3 separate regions of the Homo sapiens genome follow, and all the other regions are linked to region 1. A link is a loop called in an ENCODE intact Hi-C map of the cell type or tissue named here. Cell type or tissue: prostate gland. All regions are shown on one strand.

Region 1 (5,000 bases):
TGAGGATAGGGAAGCAGTGAAAGAAACCAAACTAGTATAACTGTATGGGGCATATTCTAGTGAATTCAGATTTTAAGAAGTCACTTATGAAAACCATGCTCAAAGGAAGAAAATAAGTCTACTGTTGGAAAATGGTTGTTAAAAAAAGAAATCCCAAATGACAGAGGAAAGGCAGAATGATTAAAACTAAGCTCTTGTTTTGTCATTATTTTCTCCATCATGAAATTATATCCTTGGGCTAGACTGATGAGTGAAAAGTAAAAAAGAAAAAAGAAATGGAAGAATGAGGCCCTAGAGAGCTTATGAGACATAGGAGATGCCTGGTGTCTAGACCTATACAAATAGTATCTTATTTTACAATAGCAACAACAAAAAAATTCTTATAGATCTGCTCATGGAAACAATGTTACTAATATTTGAAAAAATACAGATAAAAAGCAAATTTGGGCAAATATTTTTGTTGATTTTTTAAAGGAGGAACAGAAGATTCTAAAAATAATGACACTAAAATTGTAAAAAATTATGTTAAATATATGATATATGAGCACGTTGAAAAGATAGTAGCAACTTTTAAGAGCTAGTACATCTTTTTACCTAGAATGAGCTAGGCCAAATCAATCTCTCTCTCTCTCTCTCTCTCCCCCTCTCTTCTCCACTCCCTTTCTCTCTCTCTCTCTCCCTCCCTGCCTTCTAGCTCTGTCTTTTAGAAACAGTTATTCAGCTGGTAGATCAGTGAGACCATAAACATTATAAATTGATTTCAATAAGACATCTAACAAAAATCCCCCATGATATTGCTTTGCAACAAATAAAATAAATGAGATGCAATTCATAGCAGATCAATTAACTACATCAAAAAAATGTTGATCCATGAATCAATGTCCTTAAACCTACCCACAGGACTCTATCCTTGCCTCCAGACTGTTGAATAAAACCCAGAAATCTGTTCTAACAATAGGCTAAACCCAAAGACCCATAATATGCAAAACAAAGCAAAAGTACCCACTTAGATCTGAAAACTCAATTTCCCAAGCAAGGGATGGGAGAGTTTTGCTGGGCAGTCGCTTATATAAAAATAAAAGCCCAGAAAGCACTGGTTGACTCTGAGCTATGTTACAATAACACACGGCAGATGCCTGGCCTCCCTGGAAGTTGCCCCGCTCATACACAACTGTCTGCATGTCCTGGGTGGGATGCGGGATGAAATGTTTCTTCCAATCCTCAGGTTCCACGAGTCTAATATCAATATGAATTCCTGCCTGGTGACCTGTGTGAGTATTGCTCAACAACTGTAGAGGAAGAATTGCAGAAAACGAAGGCGATTACAAGTTTTTCTAAAGCCACTGATTTTATCACAAGCCACATACAGAAACCTTCCCAATATCTGCTAATTACCAAAAGGTAGTGATCCTCCAATATCTAGCAGTAGGACACACACCCCAGCTGACCAAACCATGAGTTTAAGACAGGCAGAAAAACCTAACATCTCCCTACCATGACAAAGGCAACTAGAATTGCCAAATCCTATACACAAAACATTTAATTTATAACAGTTAAAACCTGGCCTCTGACCAAGTCCAAAAGAACTATGTCTTATTTCACTTGCTCTTGAATATGTCTCTTTCAGAGATAAATGGCTCTGCTCTTGGCCAGTCCTCCCCTCTGTGTGGTGTTTTGTTTAGCTGGGCTTATGACAAGCCAAGAGTTGATGCATCTGCTTGAATGTGTAATTTACCTCTCTGGTCAACTTAGCTTTTTTTTCCTTGACAATATTATGTCAAACAATCACATCACAACTGGCTCTGATCTCTTTGTTGTTAGCTAATAAATTAAAGAGTATTTATTATCTGCAATCCTTTTTTCCTCTTTTAATGGTGACACATTTGTGGTGAATTACAGGGCAGCTTTATAAACTAGGCTCCAGGCCAGTCTCAGGCCCTGCGTCCATGTGAACGTTCCTTCTCCCGGTTGGCCTCCCGGACTGGTGGTAAATCAAGGCAGCTGTCACAGTACACTAAGTTAGTGTGCGTCATTGGGGAGAGCAGGAAGCGTTGGGGGTATAATTCTGTCCATCAAACTAATATGTTATATCAGTAGCTTTGTAATCTTCTGCCATAACTTATGGGAAGTGACACCTAAGAATTCACTTTGAAGGCAATGTGTTTCTTAGACTTTAAGTCAAAACAGACCCGATTCACAGCAACAGTTCCTCTGTTTACATGAGTGGATTTCTAGTGCCGGGGAACCAGGTCCCTATCAATGTGGCAGTATTTAACACGCTCCACCACCGGCTGGACTCTGTTTACAGCCCTCACGGCAGGATTTGTAAACTTTTCAAACAGGGTTTCTTCTCTTCTTGTTACCCTTGCCTTAACCTCCAGTAGCGGGATAGATAAACATGCTCCTTGAATGTTATCATGACAAAGCAAACCTCTGACAGATGGGAATGAATGGGTGACCCATTTCCCTTGTCCGGTCCCCTTCAACCTTTGTCTTGACAAATGTGGGAAATGGCTCTGGAGGACAGAAGAATACTCACACCGCTATGATAGCACTGTCAGCTTTGTGCTGTTGCTAAATGTCCACATGATACTTAGAAGCGACGGGAGGGCCGGGCGCGGTGGCTCACGCCTGTAATCCCAGCACTTTGGGAGGCCGAGGCGGGTGGATCATGAGGTCAGGAGATCGAGACCATCCTGGCTAACAAGGTGAAACCCCGTCTCTACTAAAAATACAAAAAATTAGCCGGGCGCGGTGGCGGGCGCCTGTAGTCCCAGCTACTCGGGAGGCTGAGGCAGGAGAATGGCGTGAACCCGGGAAGCGGAGCTTGCAGTGAGCCGAGATTGCGCCACTGCAGTCCGCAGTCCGGCCTGGGTGACAGAGCGAGACTCCGTCTCAAAAAAAAAAAAAAAAAAAAAAAAAAAAAAAAAAAAAGAAGCGACGGGAGATAACCTTCAATGGACAGTGTGCTTTTCTAAGTCATGATATCAGTGTGACCAGACTTAGACCATACGTCCTCTGAAAGCAATGCGTTATTTTCTAGGATTTGCTGTTGGATTGTCCCTGTCTTCCCCCACTCTCTCTTCCTTGGCTGTTTTTCTCAGCAGGCCAATGAGAGAAGCCCTTTGGGGAAGATTAAGTAGTTTTGTGAGCTGCCATCTGATGGAAAAGAAATCTACAAGAACTGTTCAAAGGAGCTCTTCCTCCCCCAGGCACAAGACTAAATATGCACAGTAAAGAAATTTGAAAAATGCCTGCCCTTGCCATCCCCAATACCCCTCTGATTGATAGCAGAGAGGGTTTGCTATGATAATTCTACTTTGACAGGTCCCAGGCATAAATCCCACAAAGTTGTTGCTCTAGTTTGACAACCTTGGAGGGCTCCAGTTAGGAACAGGAAACAGGCCTCTATTTTTCACCCTCAATGCTCCTTCAGGTGCAAAGAAAAGACTGTATGGAAAAAATAATTTCTTATCTAAGGGGGAAACCAAATTCAAAGCAGTTTTAATACTTATTCATCAGAAAGAATGTCCAATGGAGAAAAATGTGACCTCAGTCCTGCTTCTTCAAACTTAAATTGAAATGCTCCAAATACGAGATTTGAAACCTATTCATGATGAGAAACGGATACCCTTTTTTCATTTTTTGGTTTTCCAAAGTTATGTTAGTATTCTCCTTCAAGGTCAGCCTAGAAATGTATCATAATATTTTATAAAAATCATTACTTACAAATGAAAGTACATACATATCATAACATCCATAATTTATCATCAAAGCTTGCAATGTGCCACCCTCTGTATCCCATTATATCCACTCAATTCTCATAACCACCTTAAATGAGTAGAGTCTCAATTTATAGGAATGCAGTTAAAAAGAGAGTCAAACTAATGAATTTTTTCCAGGATACATCTTTCAATCTTGCTTCACAATATGCCAGGGGATCTTTGGGAATCAGTGCACCTTCCCTCTCCCCTTCTCCAGCTGAAGAATGATAACTCAGCAATGAGAACCTTAGTCATGAAATCATATTCAACTGTGTTAAATGAAAAATTTGTGGCCCAGTGAGGTGGCTCACACCTGTAATCCCAGCACTTTGGGAGGCCGAGGCAGGTGGATCACCTGATGTCAGGAGTTCAAGACCAAGGTGGCCAACATGGCGAAACCTCATCTCTACTAAAAATACAAACAAAATTAGCCAGGCGTGGTGGCACATGCCTGTAATCCCAGCTACCCAGGAGGCTGAGACAAGAGAATCACTTGAACCTGGGAGGCTGAAGTTGCAGTGAGCTAAGATCATGCCATTGCACTCCAGCCTGGGCAACAAGAGTGAAACTGTCTCAAAAAATAAATAAATACATAAATAAATAATTTGTGGTTTGCTGTAAGTTAACTAGGCAAATAAATTAAACAGAACCATTCTCCAAGCATTTTAGTCGATCTACCTGGAAATGCAGTATTGTGACCTATTAAAAAATATTAAGTGATCAAACCCAGGCAAATATTTAAAAAGAAGCAATATTTTCTGTTTCTTTAAAACTTGTCAGAAGGTGAATATTTTCCTTCCAATGTCTGCCTCTTTGAATGTGAGACACAGTTTTCTCTTGGCTGTAGGATTCCATTCTAATATTAAGAAAGGGTTCATAAAGCTCTGATACCATAAGAGTGGATTCCTCTTCCTTCATGGGTGCCATCGGAGTTCTGCAGAAGGTCTGCACCTACTGAGAGCTGACGACAACAGGGAAGAAAGAATCCAGTCTTGGAACACTCAGCAAAAGTTGGTTCTTTAATTTAATAGGACTAAAACACAAGGACTTCACCCTGGATCATGAATTGAACCTCCTTTTCTAGGGTATTTTATGACAGAAGCATCTCACTGAGAATCTAGCCACCCGCTAGGAGTACTCAAGCATAGCTTTGCCAAGAAAGTCGGTGAGGAAAGCAAGAATAGAAAACAGCAAGCTGCCCATAAAAATGGGGAGTAATATCTGAGTTTTTTTAAG
Region 2 (5,000 bases), 140 kb before region 1:
ACCTGGTGCCGAGAGGGAATCGTAAAATAAATTATGCCGTGTGGTTTTGGAAGGGAGACTTTTATGTCCAGCCAAGCTTCAGAAACAAATTATGAAGTGGTCAGTTGGCCTTATTTATTTCATCTTTTTCCCCCACAAAGTTAGGAAATTAATTAAACAGGGATATGGAGTGTTAAGGGCAAAGTACGAAAGCTTCCCAATGCTAGTGGCCCCTGCCCCCTTCCCTGGCTGGCCTGAAGCTCAGAGTGAAGGAAGTCAGCCTACCACAGGCATGGCCAATAAAAACAGGGCCTCATCAGTTCCAAGGCTCCTGGGGAGCCGCCTGGGACCTTGTGACAACTGAGCAAAGCCCGGCCTCCTTCTCCACCCTGGTCTGGTTGGTAGCAATGGCTTGACCGATTCCCTCCACAGCTGCTGGGGTCACTTTCTGCTAACTAATGGGAAAGACAGACTTCCCATCTGCCCCCTGACAAATGGTTTAATAAAATGATTTTGCTCACACACCGAAAAGAGAAGCCAGAAACCAGCAAGGGAGGGGACGTGTCTCTAAGAAAAGGGGTTTCAATCTCATCCTTTTCATCTCCAGACAAGTTGAGGGAAAAGAGGGAAGGCAATTTCTCTGGGTGAGTAGAGTTGCGTGGCGTGGCAGAGGCTGTTTCAAAACTTCTGGGGGCCTGCAGCAATGAGAATGTGATTCCTCAGACTCTCAGGAAAATAAGTGCAAGTAAATTTGAGGTAACTATTTTCAATAAAACTTGAAAATATATATATGTATACTGACAGTCCATTTGGAGAGGAAAAGACACAATAATTCATTGGCTGTTGGCAACTCCATTGGAGACAAGTTACCCCATACCTTCCTTCTTGTCTGCCCTGGGCCAAACAACACATATCTAGTTATTTGACTATCTTCCCATAAGTCAGTTCTAGTGGTGCGGAGAGGAGACACCCACTGGATCATCGGCATCACCGGCTCTTTAATCATTTCTCTGGCTCTCACCTGAGTCCTTTCCAGGTCACTGACATCTTGGCTGATTCAGAAATGTGTAGAAAAGAGCAAGGTATTTCAGCTGACATTCCTGCAGGTTCACTGGGGAAGTAGAAAAGAAACAGTGGAAAGGGGCCCCTCTCTCTACTGGGTAAGAGAGTGCACGTGAGTGGCTATAGCTGAAAGAATCGCATCGTCACTTTCTTTCTGCACCATATGGTCTCTCCCTCTCATATCTGATTTATGACTCCCGATCACCACAGATCCTTTGGCTAGGCCACTTTCCACATGTCAACCTACTGTTGAATATTTGGATGCCAACATTTCCCCCAGGGAAAAGAAGAGACAAAGAATAATGATGTCTTTTCTTCTGTCCCCCACTGCCTCCCTACCATGTAGCGTTTCTAGTTTCTAGTTTGTATCATCTGACACAGGAAACCCAGGCTCTTTCTCTAGCCCTTCAAACGTGGCAGCTTCCAGCCATCATCTTCAATCAAAACATGCCCATAGGTTCAGGGGGAAAAACCACAGCCCATGGTAGGATGCTAAAGCCCTTAACTAACTCATCAATTCCAATCTACTAATTGGATTCCAATCTTCTCTTTTCACAAGGAACTTTTTGTATCAGGCAGCCCCAGAAAATAAATAAAATAAAATAAAGCAAAACAAAATGTCATCAGCACTATTGTATAGTACTATCTCTTACAGTTATGCAGTTTATATTCTATTCTCGCCAATTCAATTCAATTCATCGTGTTTTCACACTGTTTTAGAAATACAATTATTTCTTGATTGCCAGTAAGTGTTGAAAAATATCCATTCATTTGATAAATAATTATTGACTACCAGGTACTACCCTAGATTTAGAGCTACAAAGAGAGTTCTCAAATAATTTGACAGTCTGGCTAGAGTCATCTAATGTAAGTCTTAGATTAAGGAAAACTAATATGGGAATCTGAATACACAACAGAGAAAAGAAAAAGAACACATAAGCAAAATAACACAAATGGCTCTAATTCATGTGGTGTGGAGGCAATGCACTTTTGGGAATGGGTTCAAATGTGCTCATCAGTGACTACTGTCAGTGTTATGAGGTGACAATGTTTGTGGCATACAAGTGAAGCCAAGCTGCCCTCTGATGAGCCAAGTCTGCGTTTCATTTCCATCCAGATCCCCCATGTTGTATGGGCTGAGGGGCAATGACTACAATTGTCTGCTAAACAAACTACAGAGGAGAACCAGCTGAGATTGTTGGGCTATGAATCCAAAGATGCATATTATATAGAAAATATAATAATGAGGCAATTATGAGAGTCAGCCAAGGATACAATGGGGTGGAGTCATTGAGCAAAAGCTCTGAAAAGTTTGGAGCTGAGGGAGGACTAGAAATATGGTTTAATTCAGGTTGGTCACACTTCATACAAGAGGGTATTGCACTTACTTGCTCCTCCTGTAGTTATTCTTCTGTGGTGCCTTATTTAATCTCAGCAGTGTGTATCTATTCACCTTTTCAAGGTCAGGTGAATGTGCTAGCTTTAAGTGAAGAGTTTAGAAGTAGTATGCCTGGAACTCAAAAGCCTACTCTTCTTAGATATGTTCTACTTATGAGAATTAAGCCTAAAAGAAGGCACAAAAGAGAGGGATCACATCTCTTTTGCTGTTTTGATTTGAATTTTATTTTGTATGCCACTTGAGTAATGGCAAGCATGTTTCAGGAAATAACAATGGGAAAAACCCCTTTGGAAGATTAAACCCTGGTGCCCTTCCAGTGATTAAAGCATGCCTGGGCACATTCTCATCCAATCAATTACTAAAATACAAAAGCAGAGCAGATCAAGGTTGATAATGACATTGTATGTTTTTAAAATTAATAATAACAGTAGCACTGTAGGAATAGTAGTAATCCGCCTTGCATTCTGTTGTGAAGAGCCACACATTCAGCCCCCACTGCTTGATCACATAGACAAGTATTTTCATGGAATCAACTGCCCTCCAGAAAGCTGAGTGAGCTGACTCAAAAACAACACAGGGCCTTCATCCAAGGAGCCATAACTGGACACAGTGTAACCCCAGAGTCAACAAACCAAGGCAAGATTCTTCAGTCAGGAACACAACCTTCTCAAATGTGATACATGTGAAGAATCTTTATAAGGTCAATTTTCATCTTTGTAGAGTATTTTTTCACAAGTTGACAAAATATATGATTGCCAGTGAAAAGCAGAAGAATTTGGTCATTCACAGAAAGATGAGAGTAATACAGAACATTTGGACTCTTACCTCCCACGTACTTGATTACCTTATGCCCTCTGAAGGCAAAGATTCCAGAAAATGGACTGGAATCCCAATAGCCCAGACCTTTGTGCCTTCTAGTGTCCACATTAAAGCCATTAAACAAATGGTTTATTTAAACTTCAGTTTCTGAGAATGCCTTTTTAAATTAAAATAAAATTATCACTCCCTTGTTGTTGCATCACATTCTGTAACACCTTGTTCATTCTGGCTGCACTGGGCTATTAATGGCAAGTGTGAAGAGGGTGTATCCTGTGTTCTTCTGTCTCACAATATTTGAAAGCCATAAAGACACATAGACTAATGGAACAGAATAGAAAGCCCAGAAATAAATCCACACATTTACAGTCAACTGGTTTTCCACAAAGGTACCAAGAACACACAATGCAGAAAGGACGGTCTCCTCAATAAACAATGTTGGGAAAACTGAATATCCACAACAGAAGAAAAAAATTAGACCCTTATCTCATACCATATAATAAAATCAACTCAAAGTGGATTAAAGACTTCAACATAAGACCTGAAGCAGCGAAACCACTAGAAGGAAACATAGGGGAAAACTCCATGTCATTAGTCTGGGCAATGACTTTTTGGATGTCACCCCAAAAGCATAGGCAACAAAAGCAAAAATAAATAATTGGGATTACATCAAACTAAAAAGCTTCTGCTCATCAAAAGAAACAGTCAACAGAGTGAAAAGATAACCTACAGAATGGGAGAAAATATTTGCAAACCATGCATCTGATAAGGGGTTAATATAAAAAAATGTATAAGGACTCAAACAACTCATTATTAAGCAAACAACCCAATTAAAATATGGGCAAAGGACCTGAACAGACATATTTCAAAAGAAGACATACAAATGATCAACAGGTGTATAAAAAATGTTTAACACCATTAATCATCAGGGAATGCAAATTAAAACCAAAATGAGATATCACTTCACATCTGTTAAAATGGCTATTATCAAAAAGCTAGAAGGTAAGTATTCATAAGGATGTGGGAAAAAGGGAACCCATGTACATTACCAGTGGGAATGTAAGTTAAAAAACAGTATGGAGATTCCTCAATTAAAAATACAGTTATTATACATATAACCTAGCAATCCCACCAAAAGAAATGAATGTATCCAAAAGAAATGAAATCAGTATGTAGGAGAGATATCTGCACTCCTATGCAGCAATTATTCACAATAACCAAAGTATGGAATCAGTCTACGGTTCCATCAATGAATGAATGGATTAAGAAAGTGTGGTGTACTTGTACACAATGAACTACTATTTAGCCTTAATAAAGGACATCTTGTCATTTGCAACAACATGGATGAACCTGGAGATTATGTTTAGTAAAATATGCCTGGCAAAGAAAGACAAATACCACATGATCTCACTTATATGTGGATCCTAAAAAAGTTAAACTCATTGAAGCAGAGAGGAGAATGGTGGTTACTGGGGACTGCTGGGAGTATAAGTAAGTTGGGAAGATATTGGTCAAAGGATACAAAATTTCAATTAAATAGGAGAAATAAGTTCAAGAAACCTATTGTACAACAGGGTGACTATAGATTATAACAATATGTTGTATTCTTGAAAATTACTAAGAGTATATTTTGAGCATTCTCACTACAAAAAAAAATAATAAACTATGTGACACAATGCACATACAGGTTAAGCACCCCAATCTGAGAATCTGATATCCTAAATACTCAAAAATCTGAAACTTG
Region 3 (5,000 bases), 590 kb after region 1:
GTCTGGCTTGTTTTACTTGGTATAATGTCCTCCAGGTTCATCTGTGTTGTCGCAAATGGCAGAATCTCCAATCATTTCACAATGTATATGTATATCAAATCATCATGTTGTGTGTCTTGAATATACACAGTTTTTATTTGCCAATTCCACCTCAAATAAAGCTGGGGAAGAAAGAAAAAAAAAGAGAGGAAAGGGAGGGAGGCAGGAAGACAGAGAGAAGGGGAGAAAACAAAGGGAAGGGAAGAAAGCTGGGTTTTAAGCAAAAACTGGAAAGACACTTGCCAACCTTGATGAAGAAAGTAACGTAAACTGAGAGTGCCTCTCCTGAATTTCGGTTCTTGAACTCCCTAAGAGGCACCATGAGTTGACACACCTGGATGACTCTTGCCCTTGAGCAGGGGCAGACGTGCACTTTGTGTCGGCAATGTGCCATGCGTCTCCCCAGGCTGGCCTCAGCAAAGAGCCAGGTCTGTGTTTGCCCTTCTCAGCTGGTCCCAGGGGCCATCTACCTCATCTCCTGCCGGTGGGGCCAGGCCCATCAAGCTTCTCCAGCCACCTTACAGAATTTGGAGCCCAAATGATTGGGCTCCAAACCTGAGCCCACAGCACTCAGCTTGAATGCCCCAGGACTGGGAAGGACAGGGGCAGTGGCCCCTGCACTTAGGTAGGCACATGGCCTTAAAAACAGGTGGCTGACTGTATTCTCTTCTTTACCTCCACCCACCAAAATAGAGGAGGACCCTACATTTCCCCCAGTGAAAATTCTATTATCACCACAATGTTTGGTCTCACACCTCAAACCTTTTATTTTTTCTCTTATACTGAACATCATCTTAGTGATTCTGACTCAGCATTTTCCAAAGGTGTTAGAAAACTAAAAATTTCCAGAGATGAAAATGTTTGGAATACAGTAGGTTACTCAAAGTAAAATGGGGTTCTTTCTGCAGAAATCCTCAGTCCCTCTTAGATGCAAATGTGCTTTGGGAATTGTCCATGGGGGACTGACCTGACTTCAGAAGCCACCCCGCTCCAGAACTTGGGTTCCATAGAACGTTCTTTGAGAAACAAAGATTCACATAAAAAAAAAGAAACCTTTTGCTATTTGAGGTTAGGAATTAATTTACCCTCTTTTTCCTTCCCTAGTCTGAACACTCCAGTCTTACAAGATTTTCCTTCAGAGATCTATTTTCTACCCTTTGAATCATTTTTTTCACCAGCCTTCCCTGCCTCCCTTTTTTTTTTTTTTTTTCATTTTCTTTGAACTCTGGTAAGCAACTCTAGAGTTCCAACAAGGATCTCATTCACACAGCGTGCAGTGAAAAAGGCTTTGCACGTTTCATTCCCTTTAACACAGCTCCGGACTACACTGCGGTTTTTCTTATTCACCCCATATTATCTTCAAGTAGAGCCTGAGGTGTCTCTCCAGAGCATTCATATCCCTTATTTTTATGTGCTCCAAGTCAATTAGCAGCAATTTTTGGGATAGGTACAAAAAAGTCTAAACACTGTGAAGCCAGAGAGAAGGGGAGGAAAGGAAATGCCCGCATCCAGCAGGGTCCACATTCCCAGCTCACATCTGTCTCTCTCGGGATGCACTGTTTAGAGGAAGGCTTACAGAACCATGGCAGAGCATACACACTGATAGTCTCCACAGCCCAAAGGACAGTAAAAGGATAAAAATTAAGAAAAAGAAATCCACACATCTACTGTCTTTCTTATTAGAGTCTATTCTTAGCCTAGGACCCGTTACCCTGCACCGAAATTGCTTAAACAGCCTCCCCAATTTGCCCACCAGTTTGCCCCCCAACTCTCTCACCCTGGAAGCAAACCTAAATACCATTACAGGTCAAATGCCATTTCCACTACTATATGCCTCCTCTATTCAAAAACACATTGACTCTTCACAACAATCCTCAAAGGTACATACTGGTGTTATCCCCATTTTACAGATGAGAAAACTGAGAAAGCAGTTATGTAACCCACCTAGGGCCACACAACTAGAAAGTGAGGGATCAGGGATTTGAATCCCAGGCAGTCTGGTTCCTGGTTCTAGCATTAGTGCTTGCCTGGCTGCTGTGGCTCTCTAGTACCTGGCCCTACCCAACTGTCTGATCATGAATTTCCAGCACACCATTACCCAAGCGCCTACCACGCTTTCACCCTTGCCTTCCATTCTCCTCTCTGATTGCCTTATGAGGATCAGCTCAAATGCCACCATCTTTAAGATCTTTCTGACCACTCCAAATGCCACTGTCATTTCCTGTGAACTCTCACAGCAGGTGGTCCATTTCACCCAGCTCAGTGCTAAAGGACACTAAGTCTCTTATTTTTCACCATTGTTTTCTGTATGCTGGTTGGTTTATCTCAACTGGACTATAAACTCCTTGAGGCTTCAAATACCTGCTCATAGACTGAGTATGTAAATGGACAGCCTTCTACTGCTACCCAATATGTTTTGACCATGCCAGGATTTCCCTGGTGCCAAGTCTGATTCCAAATTTTCTTCCATGCTCCTTCCTCTCAAGCCTATGCCTCCATTTTATTGTCTCTCGGGCTGGCTCACAAATTGAAACAGAACATGATGCTTAATTTTACATCAACCCGTTAAGCCGCTTTAAACACTTTAATACTCCCCAAATGTAGTTAAATATATGAACTTGCACTTAGAGTTGTCAACAACACATTGATGATTTGTTTTATAGTTGCATGTTAATCTACAATCTGTTTAATGCAATCCAATACATTATTCCGGATGGTGATATATAAATTTAAGTCTTAGGCCATGAAATATCATTTAGGATTAAGATTCTAATCTCTTAACAGAGGAGATACCTGCTCACAAAAGCAAGCAGCTGAGGAGAGTGTCTGTGTAGAAAAGGCATCATCATTGTCTCCTCCAACAAGGAAATGAACGGCAGGGCATGCCAGTCCTGGAGGACAGGAATAATGGGGGACAAACAGGGGCTTGGGGAGTCATCTTCCTGCCTCCAAGCAAAGACTCCCTCACTCAATCAGCCTTACAAAAGAGTTTAAAATTCAGTAACCCAAAGCACGGGGACTGCTACTCTTTGTCACTGAAGTCCTCAAGTAAGAGAACAATAAAAAAACAGTAACAACAGCAACCAACAATAGGTAATTCATAGAATGGAATCATAGGAAGTGGGTACTTCTATTATTGTACAGATTGCACAGATAAAGAAACTAAGGCACAGAGGGGTACTTTAACTCATTCAAGGTCACACAGCCAGAAAGCAGCATTGCTGAGCCAAGCAATCTGGCTCCAGAATCTGGGCTCTTAGCCACTACCTACTCTGCTAATCTCCACACAAAACATTAGTCATCAGGCTAATTTCCAGGCTAAAGACTGGAAGACCACTACAAGTACTTTCGGATAAAATAATTGTTCAAAAAACTACTATGGGAATGAGATAGAATGTGAACTATGGTGAACAATTAAAACACAAACTAAAAATATAAGATATGCACTATCCTCAAAAAATTCACAGCTAATGGAAGAAATGAGGCAACCAAGACGGGATCAGCAGAAGGTCACTCCAGTGCAAACAGATGGGTCACATGAGGGGAGCTCCAGGGAGAGAAGCAGATGACCAGGTCACAGAGGGGACAGGCTGGAGAGAGACAGTGGGATGAGGGATGTGCAGGTGAAGGGGCCCAGGCTCCACACACGTTTGAACCAAACATCCTTATCCAGACCCACCCTAAAAATATGTCACTGACCAGTACATGAAACATCTGACAGGCAGAGACACCGCGAGGCCCAAACCTTTCAGGGCAGGGGAACCAACCATGGCTTTCTCTCTGCCTGGAGATGTTTCTCCTCCTCTGAACAGACATCAGTCACTCTAGCATACTGCCTCTCTCCACAGAGCCTGGTCCTGCCCAGACCTCAGGTTCTGGTTCATTGTGACTGACTCCAACATCATCAGATGCTCCATGCCTGAACCCACCCAAAAACTGACTCTCCCAGACTACAGCATGGCTGAAAGCTCTCAGGACACCACAAATGATCAGTTGGGCCTCAAAGATGTGGATAGACCATGCGATGGTCTCCTGATGGTCTCCACATGACCAGATGCATGGCAGGCTGGCCTAGCAAGGCACCTGCCAAGGGAACTGGCAATCCCAACAGGATGGTCAACCTCCATGAACTGCAGCCATCACAACCTTTACCAACTTTGTGCTTCACTGTTTAGAAGTGATATGTATCTCAGAAATGTCAAAATCCTTAGAGAAGTATGGTGATAAAATGAATAGGCTGTTTGCTCTCCATACTGATACACCCAATTTCAGACTGTCAAAGTGCTTTTAGTTATAATAGGAAATGTACAAAGTTAGCTTTGCTTGTTTTGACAACCACAAAAAGGATTTATCAGTTACATGTACCCGTTAAAATGTCGAGGTTCTCAAAGTAAAAATGGATTATAGCCAAATCCTAATATTATTAATGTTTTCATGATAACAAACACACATAACTTTTCAGACAATTCTCCTCGCTGCCTCCGTGGGGAAGAGTTTTGGAAATCCAGTCCGCTTGCCAGAAATTTCTGTTATTTTTATGCAATAAGTCAAAAGAAGTCCATAAAAACTAGAGCAAAGTTAATTTTTTTCTGTTTCGCTTCCAAAAGTGTCACATGATTGTGATTTCAAATCCTTGAGCTGTAAGGATTTCTTTTCATTGTCTTCTGTTGTCTTCTCAAAGACATGCTTTTCTCATTCTTGCTTTCATTGCTTCAAATATATGAAACTCCCACCATTTTCTCTGAAAGCTCCTACAAAGGCATTGTCAGATTTCTAATTCTGTCAAACTTTCTTTTAAGTTGCATTACTGTGCGGTGATGCTGGTGTTCACATCTGTGTATGACTGTGGTTTGGTTTTACTTCTTGTGCTAAACTTACCCTAAGACAAACAAACTGGCAAATCTTCATGCCAGGAAATATTTCTAGAATAAAGAGAAGGAGAGGGGAGAGGACAAGAGCCA

Evidence for each region. Hi-C counts contacts between places; a loop is a spot of excess contacts. Peaks named below come from ENCODE experiments on the same cell type or tissue, not always from the same donor. Only the 100,000 strongest peaks of a DNase experiment are listed, where the experiment ranks them.
Region 2: a loop joins it to region 1, with 2.9 times the contacts of the local background. A loop is called at or near these places in 3 of 110 quality-filtered maps.
Region 3: a loop joins it to region 1, with 5 times the contacts of the local background. A loop is called at or near these places in 2 of 110 quality-filtered maps.

What each region holds. Positions count from the first base shown.
Region 1 is chr10:76,249,161-76,254,160 of GRCh38, reverse strand. All of the region lies in intron 5 of LRMDA (leucine rich melanocyte differentiation associated), which reads right to left. Among named protein-coding and RNA genes, the nearest start is that of KCNMA1-AS1, 640 kb to the left of the region's middle. RefSeq lists a silencer at 1,896-2,190. In prostate gland, no CTCF peak of the experiment used is centred here; a DNase peak (open chromatin) is centred at 1,970; H3K27ac peaks cover 365 bases.
Region 2 is chr10:76,392,591-76,397,590 of GRCh38, reverse strand. The region is part of intron 6 of LRMDA (leucine rich melanocyte differentiation associated); the gene reads right to left. Among named protein-coding and RNA genes, the nearest start is that of KCNMA1-AS1, 490 kb to the left of the region's middle. RefSeq lists an enhancer at 1-832. In prostate gland, no CTCF peak of the experiment used is centred here; DNase peaks (open chromatin) are centred at 280 and 3,020; H3K27ac peaks cover 2,671 bases.
Region 3 is chr10:75,654,545-75,659,544 of GRCh38, reverse strand. All of the region lies in intron 2 of LRMDA (leucine rich melanocyte differentiation associated), which reads right to left. Among named protein-coding and RNA genes, the nearest start is that of MIR606, 100 kb to the right of the region's middle. In prostate gland, no CTCF peak of the experiment used is centred here; no DNase peak of the experiment used is centred here.